Regions from separate parts of the Homo sapiens genome. Here region 1 is linked to region 2. Evidence: chromatin contacts called from ENCODE Hi-C or POLR2A ChIA-PET data. All regions are on one chromosome and are shown on one strand. Each heading gives the region's core, a stretch centred on a gene start or an enhancer-like site at or near the end of the contact. The rest is flanking DNA. Distances are from core to core; before and after follow the strand shown.

Region 1 (7,401 bases), core at 2,954-5,453, 170 kb after region 2:
GATACCTTTCTGGACCTACTGTGCAAGGCAAGGAGACATGCTCATTAAATCCAAGCCCCCAAAAGTCAAAACGAAAAAAGACCCTAAAAGAGGGATTCCTCCTGAAGCTGCTAAGTGACAACTAGGAAGGAAAAAAAAAACAAAAAACTTTCTCCTTTTGAGCCCCCACTACATTGTGAATAGAACTGAGGCCCTCCATTCTGCTTCATCTAATCCATTTTCTCCTGTGTTTTGGTATTTAAGAAACATTTTAGTCAATGCAACCTGGTGATAAAATGGCCAGATGTGTGAAATCACTTTCCATTACACATTCTGATAACGTAATTGGGCCGTAACTTTCAAGACAGGAAACGAGGAAAGGAGATTCTGAACAAATCCATAAAGCAAACAGTGGGAGAGCCTGCTTGTGGGGACATCTGAGCCTCACTGGATTAAAATAGCTGCAGGTCTCTTCATCAGTAAATAACCAGATGCTCCAGGTCAATCTCTGAACTCAGAAGCCAGGAGTTTGGGCTTGCACAGCCAGAAAACAGAGCTGATGTTTCACCAGAAAGCCACCGTGTTCATCATTTCATCACAGTAAGGCCAATGAGAGAGAAGACGTTTGAGGTTTGAGGTGGCCCAAGTTCTGAGGTTTTTGACTTTTCTTTACCAAAGTCCTGGGTGAATACTAGAAAGTCAGTCCTGGGTCACACACATTTCACAGACTCCCAGTGACCAGCACTGTCCGGCCGAGGTAAAGCAAGAACTTGGGGGATGGAGAAGTGCTGTCACCTTCTGGTGAGAGTATCTCAGCCTACAAGGGCAGTACATTCAGCCTCATCTTCCCATCCAACTGTAATAAAATGTGGTTGATGACTAAAAATGCAGATTTCTGGATCGCATGCTGTAAGGGCCTAGGAATCTGCATTTCAACAGAGTCAGCAGGATGACTGTTACGCACACTGAAATGTAAGACCACTACCATAGGACTTAACTCCAGGTGGCAAAAAGTAACCATAAAGATACAGCTTTGCTTCACACTGTATGCATCACCAGTAATGATAAAAAGGGTAGTAACAGCAGCAGCAGCAGCTAACACTTAGAGTAGCTGCCGTGTATACAAACAGTTGCAAGTGCTTTATAGTCAACTCTTAATTGTCACATCAACCCTATGATAGGTACTATTATTATCCCCATTCTACAGGCAAGGAAGCCAGGCACAGAGAGGTTAAGTATCTTGCCCAAGGTCTCACAGCTAGTAGGTGGCAGAGGTGGAATTTGAACTTGGACTGTCTGGTTTCAGAGTCTTCACATTTGAGAGACTGACCATAGACCTGGATGCCCAGAAAGACCCAACCTCTCTGTTGAAACCTGGAAGTGTTAAGTACTTGAAATTTCTGCAAAGTGGGTCAATATTTAGGAGTCACAGGCACTGAAGAAGAGTTTGGATGAATATTCCCAGACTTCTGAGGCAAAGTGGCAAATGCTGGGGACAACTCATCCAGACAGCAAAGGTCCTGTGAGTGCTGCTGTGCAGGGGAGTGAGGCCTGGGAGCCAAGCTACAAAAATGGGTGTCCCTCATGCAAGGCGCCACTGTTTCCCCATGCTCTAGAAACAGCCGTACTGCCTGAGCCTCGGAGCCTCGGCAGGTGCAGTCACTGGACTGCAAGGCCGAGGCAGCCTGCACTCAGTGCACACTGGCCAACAGACCTGCAGGGCAGCCACTGCCTCTTCTTTCTAGACACTGGAAAAACAGGAAAGCACAATGCAAATGAAATTCACATATAGTCTCATTAACCAGAGATCATTAATGTGAACACTATATGCCCTGTATTTTTGCATCTGTGTATATAGTTTATAAGTTCGAGTTACATCATCCAATTTTATATACTACTTTTTCTATGTATATATCATGTGTATTTTCCCAATCTTTAAACATTCCTCATCAACATGATTTTAAAGGGCTACATAGTAGCCTATCTGTCTACCTGTTCCATAACTATTTTCCTCTTGTTGACATTGGCTACTTTTCACTCTACTGGATAATAACCTAACATCTGATTGTTCTGTAAAACAGATCCCTAAGTACGATAGTTGGGTCACAGGGCATATACAATTTTTAAGTTTTCACTTACTAATACTAAGGAATTCGGTTCGCTATTAATGTTAAGCTATTTCTCAGGAGGTTATGTCCATATTCACATCCATTAGTTTTGTCATTTGCCTTGCCTCTTTTGAAGATGGTAGATGCGCTATTAACTGAGCTCCACTTAAACCAAGGCCCTGATTTACCTAACCCCATACTCTCCATTTCTTTGCTAAAGCATCTAGACCAATGCCCTCAGCATGCAAAACCTCAGTTGGCTACTCTAGTTTATCAACCTATTTCTGTTCTCAACAGTTAGGCTATATATTTACCAAGAGGCCATTTGCATTTGTTGCCAAACCTGTTTATGTCAGCTGTACTCATTATTGCACTTATGTAACTTAATTACATATTATGTAAATTAATGAAATACCTGTGCATAAGAAAAGAGCTGTTGTTTCTATAAGTAGAGAGTTTTGGAAAAATGAAGACGAACTGCTGCTAAGTTAGGGTGGATAAGACAACTATAAAAGACTAGGAGGGCTGGGCATGGTGGCTCATGCCTGTAAACCCAGCACTTTGGGACGCTGAGGCGGGTGGATCATTTGAGGTCAGGAGTTTGAGACCAGCCTGGCCTACACGGCGAAACCCTGTCTCCACTAAAAATACAAAAATTAGCTGGGCGTGGTAGCCGGTGCCTGTAATCCCAGCTACTGGGGAGGCTGAGGCAGGAGAATCGCTTGAATCTGGGAGGCAGAGGTTGCAGTGAGCCAAGATTGCACCATTGCACGCTAGCCTGGGTGACAAGAGCAAAACTCCATCTCAAAACAAACAAACAAAAAACTAGGGAGGTGAAGGGGGGGAATGTTATAGGTCTAGAAAGATTTATGGCACTTACTCTGCAAGTGTCTAAGCTCTTATTTATGAATAAATCAAATCTGGAAATTATAGAAGAAGTGATATGGGTGTAATTCATGCAAGTAAAGTGATGCAGAATGCCAATATATGAATCTATTAATAACTAAAACAAGAGTCATGAAATGGTACCTGTCCTTCCTCCATGTGATGCACTCTGAAATTCTCTAAACTATTCAATTCCACTTTTAAAAATGTTGATTATGACCCGTAAAGTGATTCTGCAACTCAGTTTGAAAAGACATTGACTTCATTCCACTCCTTCATTTTATTGATGGCAGAACGGAGGTTCAAGAAGATTTAAGAGGTCTGTTAAGGTGTTGCAGCCAGTGAGTCAGAATTACGATTCTGGACTGCATATCCTGTGTTCTGTCTACTACCCTGAGCAGCTTTTGCTCAAAAAGCACTGACCCAGCACAATTTCCTTTGCAAAAAAAGTAGAAGGTGAAATGAGAATGTGGATGACAAGGATAAATCTTGGAGAGGAAAGGAAGAATCCCTCATTCCCTCCTAATGCTCTTCTAAGCATTCTTTAAAGTAAACACAAATGAGTGTATGTGGTTTTATCCCCAAACTGAGACATACCAAGTGTCTTGTATTATAGACACATATTTGGAGCAGGTGAGCCATGTAGTACCTGGGTAGAAAACATGAGCCTTCTAATTTTAGAATGACTTCAGCTCCATGTGGGAAAACTCTAGACAATGGAACGGGGAAGCAGTTTGCAGTTCTGAAAAGCTTTTGTTAGGCGAGATGAGCAATAACCAGATTGCTTGCTTGCTGGCTGACACACGTTCTACCTGTTTTCCAAACAAGTAAAGCCTTCAAAGGCTTTTCCCTATAATCTCATCTGCCTTCCTTCTGTGCACCCCCAGCTCAAACTTGCCACCTAAACGTATTTAAGCCCAGGGTCACCACTGAGATCTGATCACCATCTCCCTAAGCCAGCTGATAATGGTGACATTCCCCATGAATAATCGCACTGTAAATTTCCATGTTCTTTCATCCTCACCTCTGAGAAGCCTCCCAGACACTAAATTAAGCAAGCCTTCAAACATGCCTTGATTCCAGGTGGGTGTCCCTAGACACAGGCCAGAGGAAGGAGCAGAAGTTCAGAGGTTTAAAGTGCCGCCCTGAGTACCCAGCTCATGCAAGGCAGATAGCAGATGGAAGCCTGGAGGCTGGTTCCCGGGCGCCTGAGTAATGCCCTCACCACACCCCCTTGGTCATTAGAGTGAGTCTCATGGAAATATGAGAACCAGATGGGCAGCCTGGGAACTGTGCAACATTTCTCAGGGTTAAGCAAGTAGCCACCCAACAACTTCTTAACCAGGGTGCATTCTGTCCCTCTTAAGGGGCATTTAAAAGTGTCTTTTGAAGATAGGTCATAACTCCTTCCTGGAGAGGGTGTGACAGGTGTTCTAAGCTATAGGTGCTGCCACCCTCGTCCTGCCTCCAGCTAATGTTTCTCTGCATGCTTTACAAATTGACAACCAACCTGATAAAAATACTCTGTCCCCAACCATGCTATTGATTTCACTCCCATGGCAACTATTTTCTAAATCATGCATTAAGCAGTCAGCCAAGTTTGCCCGTATCATTGTGACACATTCCCCCACGGGTTCCCATGCTGTCTTTTCTCACCTGCATGGGAGGCTCCTTGAGGACAAGGCAGAGAAAGCCTGCTCCTTTGTATAGTTCCAGCAACTAGAATCTTTGAACCTGAATGTAAAAAAGCATCTAGTTCCAAGAAAATCAAATACGTGTCAGTGACACTACCACTTCCCTACCTTGGGCCTATGACAATTAGCATCACCAATGGATCAGTGCAGTACTTCCTAAAACCTGCAGTCAGCCTTATAACCCTCCCCACCCTGGCTCTCCAAGTCATCTCTACCAATCCATCAGTGTGTGGTCATGTGAAAAACCTCACAGGCCACTTCTGATTCAAGTCCAATAGATGAGGAAACAAATCCAAACAGGAACCAGAAAACTAACTTGCCCAGTGACTGGACAAAAAAACTCAAAAAAACCCTCAGAAAACTCAGAAAAAACTGAGACCAAATGGCCCAAAACCCATGATCTCTCACCTCCAGCCTCAGTCACCACATCCCTCTGCTGTCCCACTCAAATTGTCTGAGAAGCGTTTACTAATGACAATGCCAGTTTCCTATGACGCTGGCATCATCTGCCCTTTATATTTGGGGATCTAAGAGAAATGAAGACAGGAAGAAACCAATGAAATGTCAAGAAGAAAGGCCAAGAGCAATGGTCAAGTTATAAGAACACAGAACTTTTTTTTTCCCCAAAATGCACAAGAAAGGCCAGGCGTGGTGACTCATGCTTGTAATCCCAGCACTTTGGGAGGCCAAAGTGGGAGGACTGCTGGAGTCCAGGAATTTGAGACCAGCCTGGGCAACATAGCAAGATCTCATTTCTAAAAATAAAAGAAAAAAAATGCACAAGAAAGCCACATGAGATAAGCCCCATGCTCTTTTGAGCCCATTTAACACCTTTGATTAGCACATGGAGTTTGCAATTTTCTCTCCACAATGTTCCATTAAAGTGTGTCGGCTTCACCCTGAGTACTCCTGTTGCCCTATGCTCTAGTGCTGTCACTCAGGAATGTATCAAAACCTATCTTGCATCCGTTATTATTTCTCATTCCCATCAACTCTTACAGTGAGAAGGCCTGCAAATTTACATCATGGGTAAAGTCCTTATAGCTTTTGTTCTAAAATTACCCATTTTCACACCTAACTGGTGGGGATGGTTTCACACCATTTACATTTTTCTGGATGGTTTGTTTCTGGATTGATTCTGGGATTGAGTAAAGGAGCCCACCAGCATCCAGAGCATTGGGAGTTAGGGGCACTCAGATGTGAAAGTCACTCAGCAGAGACATGAATACATTTTATGAAAACAGTGTTCACCTGAAAAGAAATATAAGTAGAATGCAAGATACAAAAACATGAAAGTAAATGCAAATTAAAACGAAGTAGCACAAAATTAAATACAGCATCATCTACCTTCCATATCTGAGGATCTAACAAAAAGGAATCATCATTGCCTTTCTGGTGCAGTAATGGAATTGTGGTGACGTTTTAAAAGGCTTTATCTGTTACGTATACGCATTGAAGTGTTACGAGTGAAGTGGGCTTTGCTTTAAAATACCCCGGCACAGGGAGAAATTAGAAAGATAGGGAGAATAGATCAAAGAAAAATGACAGAATGATGCTAATTGTCAAAGCTGGGTGATGGGTATACAGGAACTGATTTCACTATCTCTTCTTCTGTGGATGAAGGTTTCTCTAATACAATGTTAACAGAGAGTTTTACTTATTAGTCATGAATACACACACACACACACACACACACACACACACACACACACTTGCTACAATGACGGGCAGTGAGTGTGGCTGGTGGGAGTTGGTCCCCAGTTTGAGCTGCGCCCACCACAGGATTTCAGCCCTGTGCGGTGATGAGAGAGTGGGTGGGATGGGGTGGGAAGGCCTACCAGGGCCTGAGCAGTCCTCTAGGGGACAGGAAGGACACCCTAAAGGAAAGAAAGTTAAGCATAAGCCTGATCTAGTCATAAAGCCCCAGCCTTTGGAGGTGTGACTATAACACGGTCATCACCACTTGGACTTTTCTCCTGGCCCAGCCCTCTCTGGATTCATGTCTGGGTCTCATGGGGCAGGGCCAAGAGTAAATAACTCTGGAAAGAGTAATTTCATTAAATCTCTAAGGCCCTGGGGTGCAAGTTCTGTAGCTCAGTGACCCATCAAACAGAGAGCAACAGAGAGGGCAGACGGGCAGCCACCTCCCTCCTCTGCAGACTGGCAGCCAACCCGGGGGGCTTGAGGCTCTCTGGACTTTAGAAGGTGTGGCACTGCCTCTGCTCTCACAGACCACCTCAGGCCCCCGAGTGGCACTGAGCTGGTTACAGGGTAATATGCAACGCAGCAGGGGTTCAACTGCTGTTTTCTGACCACATGTCACAATGAGGGGAAGTAAACCTCAGAGATGTTCTCATAGAAAGTTCAGGAAGAAAAGATGGAACAGAGGTTGTTCACGACTGCAAAAAGAATAGTCCCCTTCTGGACAAATTTATCAGGTCTGCCCACATCTGCCCAGCAGGGCCTAGGGAACCCCAAAAGGCCTAGGCAGGAGTTATGCCAGGCTCCTGGGGAACAGGCTCCAGGGCGACATCCCTTAGGGTTTTCTTGTCTGTCTGAATGGATGGAGACTTGGAGGAGGGGGTCAAATAACCAAGAGGACCCCCTTCTCTATGCATGGCAGTGTCAGCACTTGCCATCATTGCAACTTGTCACCTGATTCAGTGGAGAACATGGCTCTTGGCCTACCAGGTCTTAGAGTGTGAATCAGGAGGAGCAGGAGGAAGGCTTCACCA
Region 2 (7,089 bases), core at 1,391-3,890:
GCACCAAGCCTAGCACCCTCACAGTACCCACAATTTCCACCAAAGCATGGCTGGCTCCATACTTCTGGTGCTTGGGTGCTGGCAATGATGACTTGGAAGACTGATGCAGATGTATGAGTGGATGTGATTGTCCAGGAAGAGTGATAAATAAGGAGAAAGGGGCCAAGGAAAGAAAACTGGGGCTTCCACATTTAAAGAGAAAAAGAGGTGGCAGAGGAGGCTGGGAAGGCACGGTCAGAGATGCAGGAGCAAACCCAGTGAGATGGTGGCATGGGCTGGGATGGTTTCTAGGAGGCAGTGGCCCTCAGGGTCAAGTGCAGCTGCAAAATCAAGAAAAAAGGGAACCATCAGATGTGGCAATGAGGAGGTCCCTGGTGACTTTTATGATGCCATTTGCAGGAAACCAGGTAGGCAGGGCATTTAGGGAGTGCAGTAGAGATGGGAGGGAGGAGTGAAGGGCTATAACTTGAGAAGAGGGAAGGGTCATGAGGTTTTTGTTTTTTAAATCTTGGGTGAGACTAAGCTGGCACATAGGCAAGGGAAAGGAGATGGAATGAGAAACCAAAGACTAAAAGGGAATAACTGGGCTGGGCGTGGTGGCTCATGCCTGTAATCCCAGTACTTCAGGAGGCCAAAGCCGGCGGATCACTTGAGACCAGGAGTTTGAGACCAGCCTGGCCAACATGGCGAAAGCCCATCTCTACTAAACATACAAAAATTAGCTGGGTGTGGTGGCGCATGCCTGTAATCCCAGCTACTCGGAAGCTGAGGCATGACAATTGCTTGAACACAGGAGGCTGAATTGCTTGAATACAGGAGATCGCACCACTACACTCCAGCCTGGGAGACAGAGTGAGACTCCGTCTCAAAAAAAAAAAAAAAAAAAAAAAAGCGAACAAAAAAAGAGGAATAACTGATACGGCCTGGTGTGAGGCATGGGGTCCAGCATCCAGATGGAGGGGTCAGCCTTAGAGGGGTAAGGTGGGTGTTCCTTCTGAGAGAGATGGGAACTAATAAAACCAGGAAGAGATGAAGATTTAGGGAGAGGGGGTGGTCTGCTGAGCTAGTTCAAGTGAGCAGTGAGGATTGGGTAGATGGCTTGAGAAGAGTTTGTTAGAGATGAGTGAAAAGCCTGTTTAGCATCAACTCACACATATCTAGTACCTACTCTGTGTCACATGTTTTCACAAAAATGATTTTATCCTTACAACAGTATGTGAAACAGAAAACATCCTTATTTGCAGGCTCCAACCTCTTCCTTGTTGAGTGAGTTCCTTGCTTACCTGAGCATAAGAATGTGCTTGTGAGGAAAAGGAAGGTAAGGAATCCAGGTCAGTCCTGAAGCTCAGAGCAGCCTGGCATCGCCTAGCCCAGGGACCCTTGATGAGGCTGGTTGCCTACTTGAAACAAGGGAAAGCAACCATGATTCTGTTTTGAGTCTGGGAAGAGGGGCTAGCATGGGGGAATGGGTCCCTCAGACCTTTGCCCAAGGTCTAGTCAAAGGGAGGAGGGGGAGGTGGTGAACTCTGCCTTCAGGAATACACGTGGAGTGGGGTGCAGTGCAAATAGCAGGGCCCTACCATCCATGTCTTTCTAGCTTTGCACCCCTGGACAAGCCACTTTGTATAAGCCTTTGTTTCTTCATCTGCAAAAAGGGGATAATTCTATTAAATTTGTATATCTGTGGAATGCAAAGTACCTGGAAATCCTAGACACCCAATACCTGCTGTTATTATTTTTTTGAGGTGGAGTCTTACTCTGTTGCCCAGGCTGGAGTGCAGTGGCACAATCTCGGCTCACTGCAACCTCTGCCTCCTGGGTTCAAGTGATTCTCCTGCCTCAGCCTCCTGAGTAGCTGGGATTACAGGTGCGTGCCACCACACCCATCTAATTTTTAATATTTTTGGTAGAGATGGGGTTTCACCATGTTGGCCAGGCTGGTTTTGAACTCAAGTGATCCACTCGCCTCAGCTTCCCAAAGTGCTAGGATTACAGGCATGAGACACCACGCCTGGCCCCTCCTATTATTATTATCATCATCATCATTTCATTTACTATCTCAGAGAAAGTCAGGAACTCCTGACTCAAGATCAGGACTTTAAGAATGTGGTAAGATTTTGGAATCTTTGTAACTAACACAGACCCATTTTATCACTTTTTATGTCCCCTATGACCTTATAGTAATTAGCAGTCAAATCCTTAAAACTGAGATGCCTGGGTACTTTATTTTTTGAGAAGTAACAGAAAAAGGGAGCCGGGAAGACTGTCTTACTTCACTGCTTGGACTGGAGTGAGGAGAATCCAGAAGTCAGAGTGGCTGCAGCTGAGATGGAGAAGAACTTGCTGCTTAGAGGAAGGGGACTGTAAGTAGCCAAGATGGGTCTTGGGGTACAGCTGAAAGGAAGGCATTTGGAGGGACCTGGGTGATGCCAGCCACAGCCAAATCATTTCCAGAGGGAGGGCTTCCTTGCCACTTCCCTCCAATGTGCCACTTCTACTGCCTAGAGCCTGGATGACCACGGGGTCCTGTGCCTCCTTGTCTCTCTGTGCTCATCTTGCCTGTGTCACTCATCAGTCAGAAGTGCCTTCAGGGTGGGGACAGGAACTTGTTCACTGTTGAATCTCCAGTGCTTACTGCTCAGTGCCTTCCCTGTGGCCAATCCTCTGTAGATGTGATTCATTGACTGCCTGCATGTCTGAATGAGTGAATAAATGAATGAATGACTAATCATTGAATAACAGAATAAAGCAAATTCAAGAACCTTGTCTCAGCCTGTTTTGAGTCTATTGAAGTGTTGCCCAAGTGTCAGTTAGGGTCACCTAATTCCTTAAGAATTAGATAAACTTCCTTTGAGCCATCTATTTCACAAATGGGAAATCCAGAGGTCTCCCTAACATTTCTGTGGGTTCTTAGGGCTGTGGGCTAGGGTGTGGATGGAGAAATAGTGGGAGAGAGGCTTATGGTTTCCACTGGTTCTAAACTTCTGCTTCCTCAGTTTAAAGACTGTCTCCATCCAACTCTGCCTTCTCCTATGTGTGCAGTACAATCTCTTCCTTTTTCCACATGATCCACACTCCCGCCAAACAAGGCAAGTTGTGTGTGGATCAGACTTCACTGTGGTACTAGGGGTTGGGGCAGAGGAGGAGTTTACATCATGACAACGCAGCAGTTCCAAATTAAATGTATTCTTACAATCCTTTGACATCCCACCACTAGAGATGTCTTGTTGGTTGTTTTATTACAGTGGACTCCAATCTTAAGCCATCTTATGATCTTCTCTTTACTTGTTTGCCCTCCTCTTTTTCTTCTTCTCATCGCTTCCACTCCAGGTTGCTTTCAGGACCTTCAAAATCTCTTTGTATTTTAAAGACCAATTTACCCCACCAAGAGCATCCCTGATAATAAAATAACTAACAACTGCAGAGTACTTACAGCCTTTTTTTTTTTTTTTTTTTTTTTTTGAGACAGAGTTTCGATCTTGTTGCCCAGGCTGGAGTACAATGGCATGATCTCGGCTCACCGCAACCTCCGCCTCCAAGGTTCAAGTGATTCTCCGCCTCAGCCTCCCGAGTAGTTGGGATTACAGGCATGCACCACCATGCCCGGCTAATTTTTTGTATTTTTAGTAGAGACAGGGCTTCTGCATGTTGGTCAGGCTGGTTTTGAACTCCCAACCTCAGGTGATCTGCCCACCTTGGCCTCCCAAAGTGCTGGGATTACAGACGTGAGCCACCATGCCCGGCCCCTTGATAGCTCTTAATACATATGCATAGAGATGTACAAGTGTATGTGTGCACGTGGGTGGTGGTGTGAGAGAGGTTTAGGTGGCATCCTTCATCTGGCCCAGGACCACCAAGGTAAGATCCAACCCAGCTCTCCCTTGTCTTCCTGCTATGGGGGCAATGAACAGGAGCCTGCAGGTCCCCTGGCTGTAAGAAGTACCCAACTCTAGGGCCAAGGAATGAGAGTAAGAAGCAGAGGGCCACTCTGTGATTTCTCCTTTGCTTCACCAATGGGCCTCTGCTTTAAGTGCAAAAGCGGTTAAAGGTGCTTGAGGCTTAATGTGTCTCATTAAGGGCTTGGGCTGGCGATGGCTGCCTCTCTCTGCTGAAGGCTGTGACTCCCTTTAAACAGCTCGCTCCCATGGCCATGGGTCTCTCTGTGTGTCCACTCCCTCCCTTGCCCCTCAGGTCTAGAGATAGCAACAGCTCCCCACTGTTGCTAGTTTCAGGATAAATCACAGGATTGTTGCCCTTAATCTGGTTCCCACCATGCGACTGATCTCTTTATTAAACTCTCTTCAATCATGCTAAGTGTGTCCTCATTTCAGTTCAGACTCTTCCTTTGAGTCCTTTGTGCCCTAGTCCTAGTTTTAAGAGTCTTGGCTACCTGTAGGAGACCTTAAGGGTCCCTCAGGTGTTGCTGGGTTCTCTAAGAACTCCTTAGAGACCTGTTTGAGACAAGGTCTTGCTCTCTTGCTCAGAGTGGAGTGAAGTGGCACAATCACATCTCACTGCAGCCTCGGTCTCCTGGGCTCAAGCAATCCTTCCACCTCAGCCTACCGCGCAGCTGGGACCACGCCTGGCTAATTTTTAATTTTTGTAGAGACGGGGTCTCACTATGTTACCAGGCTGGTCTCCAACTCCTGAGCTCAAGCGATTCTCTCACCTCTGCTTTCCAAAGTGCTGAGATTACAGGTGTGGGCCACCGTGCCTAGCCTAGGTTTTGTAAGCAATTATGCAACCTTCACCCTTTCCCCCTAGAGGCTCTAAAACTCTGCCATTAGAGAGTCCTTCTCAAGCAAACCAGGGATATGCTCTGGTATGAAAAGGTGGTGGGTTTTCCAGTTTGTTCTGAGGGCCCAAGCCCCTTTAGAACAAGAATCAAAACAATGCCTGGGACCTGCCCTGTTATCCAACCCTATGCTCTCTCTTCCTGGTGGAGGCTCCAGAATTTCTGGATCACTGGATTTAGGGGATGCAATCCAGCTGGAAGAGAGTGGAACAGAGTTAGGGAACTTGTCTTGAAGCTGCAATTGCAGGGTTTTGCACCGAGTGTTTTAGGAGGTGGCTTGTGTGGGGTGGTGGTGAGGGGGTGCTGATGAGATTTTAGAGGAAGGTTTTGAGCCTGGGCACTGCTACTGGCTTCCCCTTTTGTTAGAACCTGGCCATGCCTCTGAACATGGCTTCTCTTCTCTCTGTGGACTGACAGCACCTGAGGGAGGGCAGGGAACAACCAGGGAGGCCCCAGCATGGGAACAGAGAAGAGAGACAGGCAGCCCTGCCTGTACCAGGGACCTCTTGAAGACTGTGTGGATGGTCCCTGACTTAGGATTGTTTGATTTAGGATTTTTTGACTTTAGATGGTACAAAAGTGATACACATTCAGCAGAAACTGTACTTTGAGTTTTTGGAATTGGGCTACATTTGTTGATATTGTTTTTTCTATTGCAATTAAGTCTAATAGAAGAGATGTTATATTTTGGTTGCAGTGAGGTTTGAATATGATATCATGTGGTGTATTGTAATGGGAAGAAACCTAATATGTTGAAGAATTTATATGTGTGTGAAGGGGATTCAAGTTTGAGATTATTAGTCATAAGATTAAGTTCCACTGCTACTGTAAATCCTAGAATGCTTATGCCAAGGGCTTTAAGTTTTAGTTTAGTTTAACACAACCATTCTGTTTTCCAACTTCAGTATAGTATTCAATAAATTACATGAGATATTTAACACTATTATAAAATAAGCTTTGTGTTCAATGATTTGCTCAACTGTAGAGTAATGTAAGTGTTCTGAGGACTTTTAAGGTAGACTAGGCTAAGCTCTGATGTTCAGTAGGTTAGGCATATTCAATGCATTTTGGATTTTTAGTACTTTCAACTTATGGTGGGTTTATCAGGATGTAACCCCATTGTAAATCAAGGTGCATCTATATGTGAAAGAAAGTTAGTAGAGAGCCCTGTTCATCTACCAAGTCCTGCAGTGAGGACCAGGGGTGGGGTTGGGAGTGGTGCTCTGCAGGAAGCAGGAAATCACCCTCTCCAGTTACCTGGGGGCAGGGGAGCTGGGGATGAAGTCTGTATTGCTGCTATAATAAATTACTGTAAATTTAGTAGTTTAAAACAACACAAATTTATTATCTTACAGTTCTGAAGATCAGAAGTCTAAAATCAATCTCACTGGGCTAATGTCAAGGGACAAAAGGGCTGATTCCTTCTGGAGGCTCTAGGGGATCTTTTTCCTTGTTTTTACAGCTGCTGGAGGCCACCTGCATTCCTTGGCCCATGCTCCCTTCCTCCATTGTCAAAGCCAGCAAAGGTAGCATCTGCCAATATGACTTCTGCTTCCATAATCACATGTTCTTCTATGACTCTGACCTTCCTGCCTTTGTCTTATAAAGAACCTTATGATTATTTTGGGCCCACCCAGATAATCCAGGATAACCTCCCCATCTCAAAATCCTTAATTTATTCACGTCCACAAAGTCCCTTTTACCAGGTACGATAACATATTCACAGGTTCTGAGGATTAGGACATGGACATTTTTGGAAAGTCTTATTCTGCCTACCACAAAGGCCAAATTCAGAAGGTGAAGAGTGTGTGGTTGGGACACAGGTGTAGGAATTGTTATGTCTATTTGACTAGAACTCCCTCTTCATAAGATTGCCTTGAGTCAAAGAGAGCTGCCAGCCAGAGGACAAAGGAGTTTAAAGGGTTTTTCCTCTATCAGAAGGAGTCCTTTCTGGGCGGTGGTGCTTTTGCCTCTCTGGTGACCTGGGACGAATGTCAAATGCCACAGCAAAGCTTGGAAATATTGCCCAGGTGTTACGACTCTCTACATATATGTTCCAAAAAAGTCTTCAGATGACAAATTAAGATTGACTTAGAAAACTCAGTAGTGGTCCTAAACATCTTAAATAACAGAATTATAATTAAAAATACATCATTTCCTATATTCTACTTTCACCAAATGATATGTACAATCATTTCCTATATCTTTATGTTCACCAAAAACATATTCAGAGTAACACCATTTGCATTAGCCCCAAACAGCTTCCCAAATGCCCACCAATGGTAGAATGGATA

Evidence for each region. A loop is a pair of places that touch in the nucleus more often than their neighbours do. ChIA-PET counts read pairs that join two places held with the same protein, here RNA polymerase II (POLR2A). Pooled maps may share reads with other maps.
Region 1: a loop to region 2 is called in a pooled map, with 2.8 times the contacts of the local background. The contact joins two enhancer-like sites. A Hi-C loop is called at or near these places in 4 of 168 maps with a recorded cell type or tissue (Calu3, mammary epithelial cell and naive thymus-derived CD4-positive, alpha-beta T cell) and 11 of 50 pooled maps. POLR2A ChIA-PET finds 5 or more read pairs at or near these places in 1 of 52 experiments (MCF 10A).

Annotation. Positions count from the first base shown.
Region 1 is chr2:70,505,553-70,512,953 of GRCh38, forward strand. All of the region lies in intron 2 of TGFA (transforming growth factor alpha), which reads right to left. Among named protein-coding and RNA genes, the nearest start is that of TGFA-IT1, 28 kb to the left of the region's middle. Within about 2 kb of position 4,204, at least 3 of the 41 ENCODE cell types and tissues checked have a DNase peak (open chromatin) inside an H3K27ac peak, as active enhancers do.
Region 2 is chr2:70,341,736-70,348,824 of GRCh38, forward strand. It overlaps the pseudogene BRD7P6. Among named protein-coding and RNA genes, the nearest start is that of FAM136A, 43 kb to the left of the region's middle. Within about 2 kb of position 2,641, at least 3 of the 41 ENCODE cell types and tissues checked have a DNase peak (open chromatin) inside an H3K27ac peak, as active enhancers do.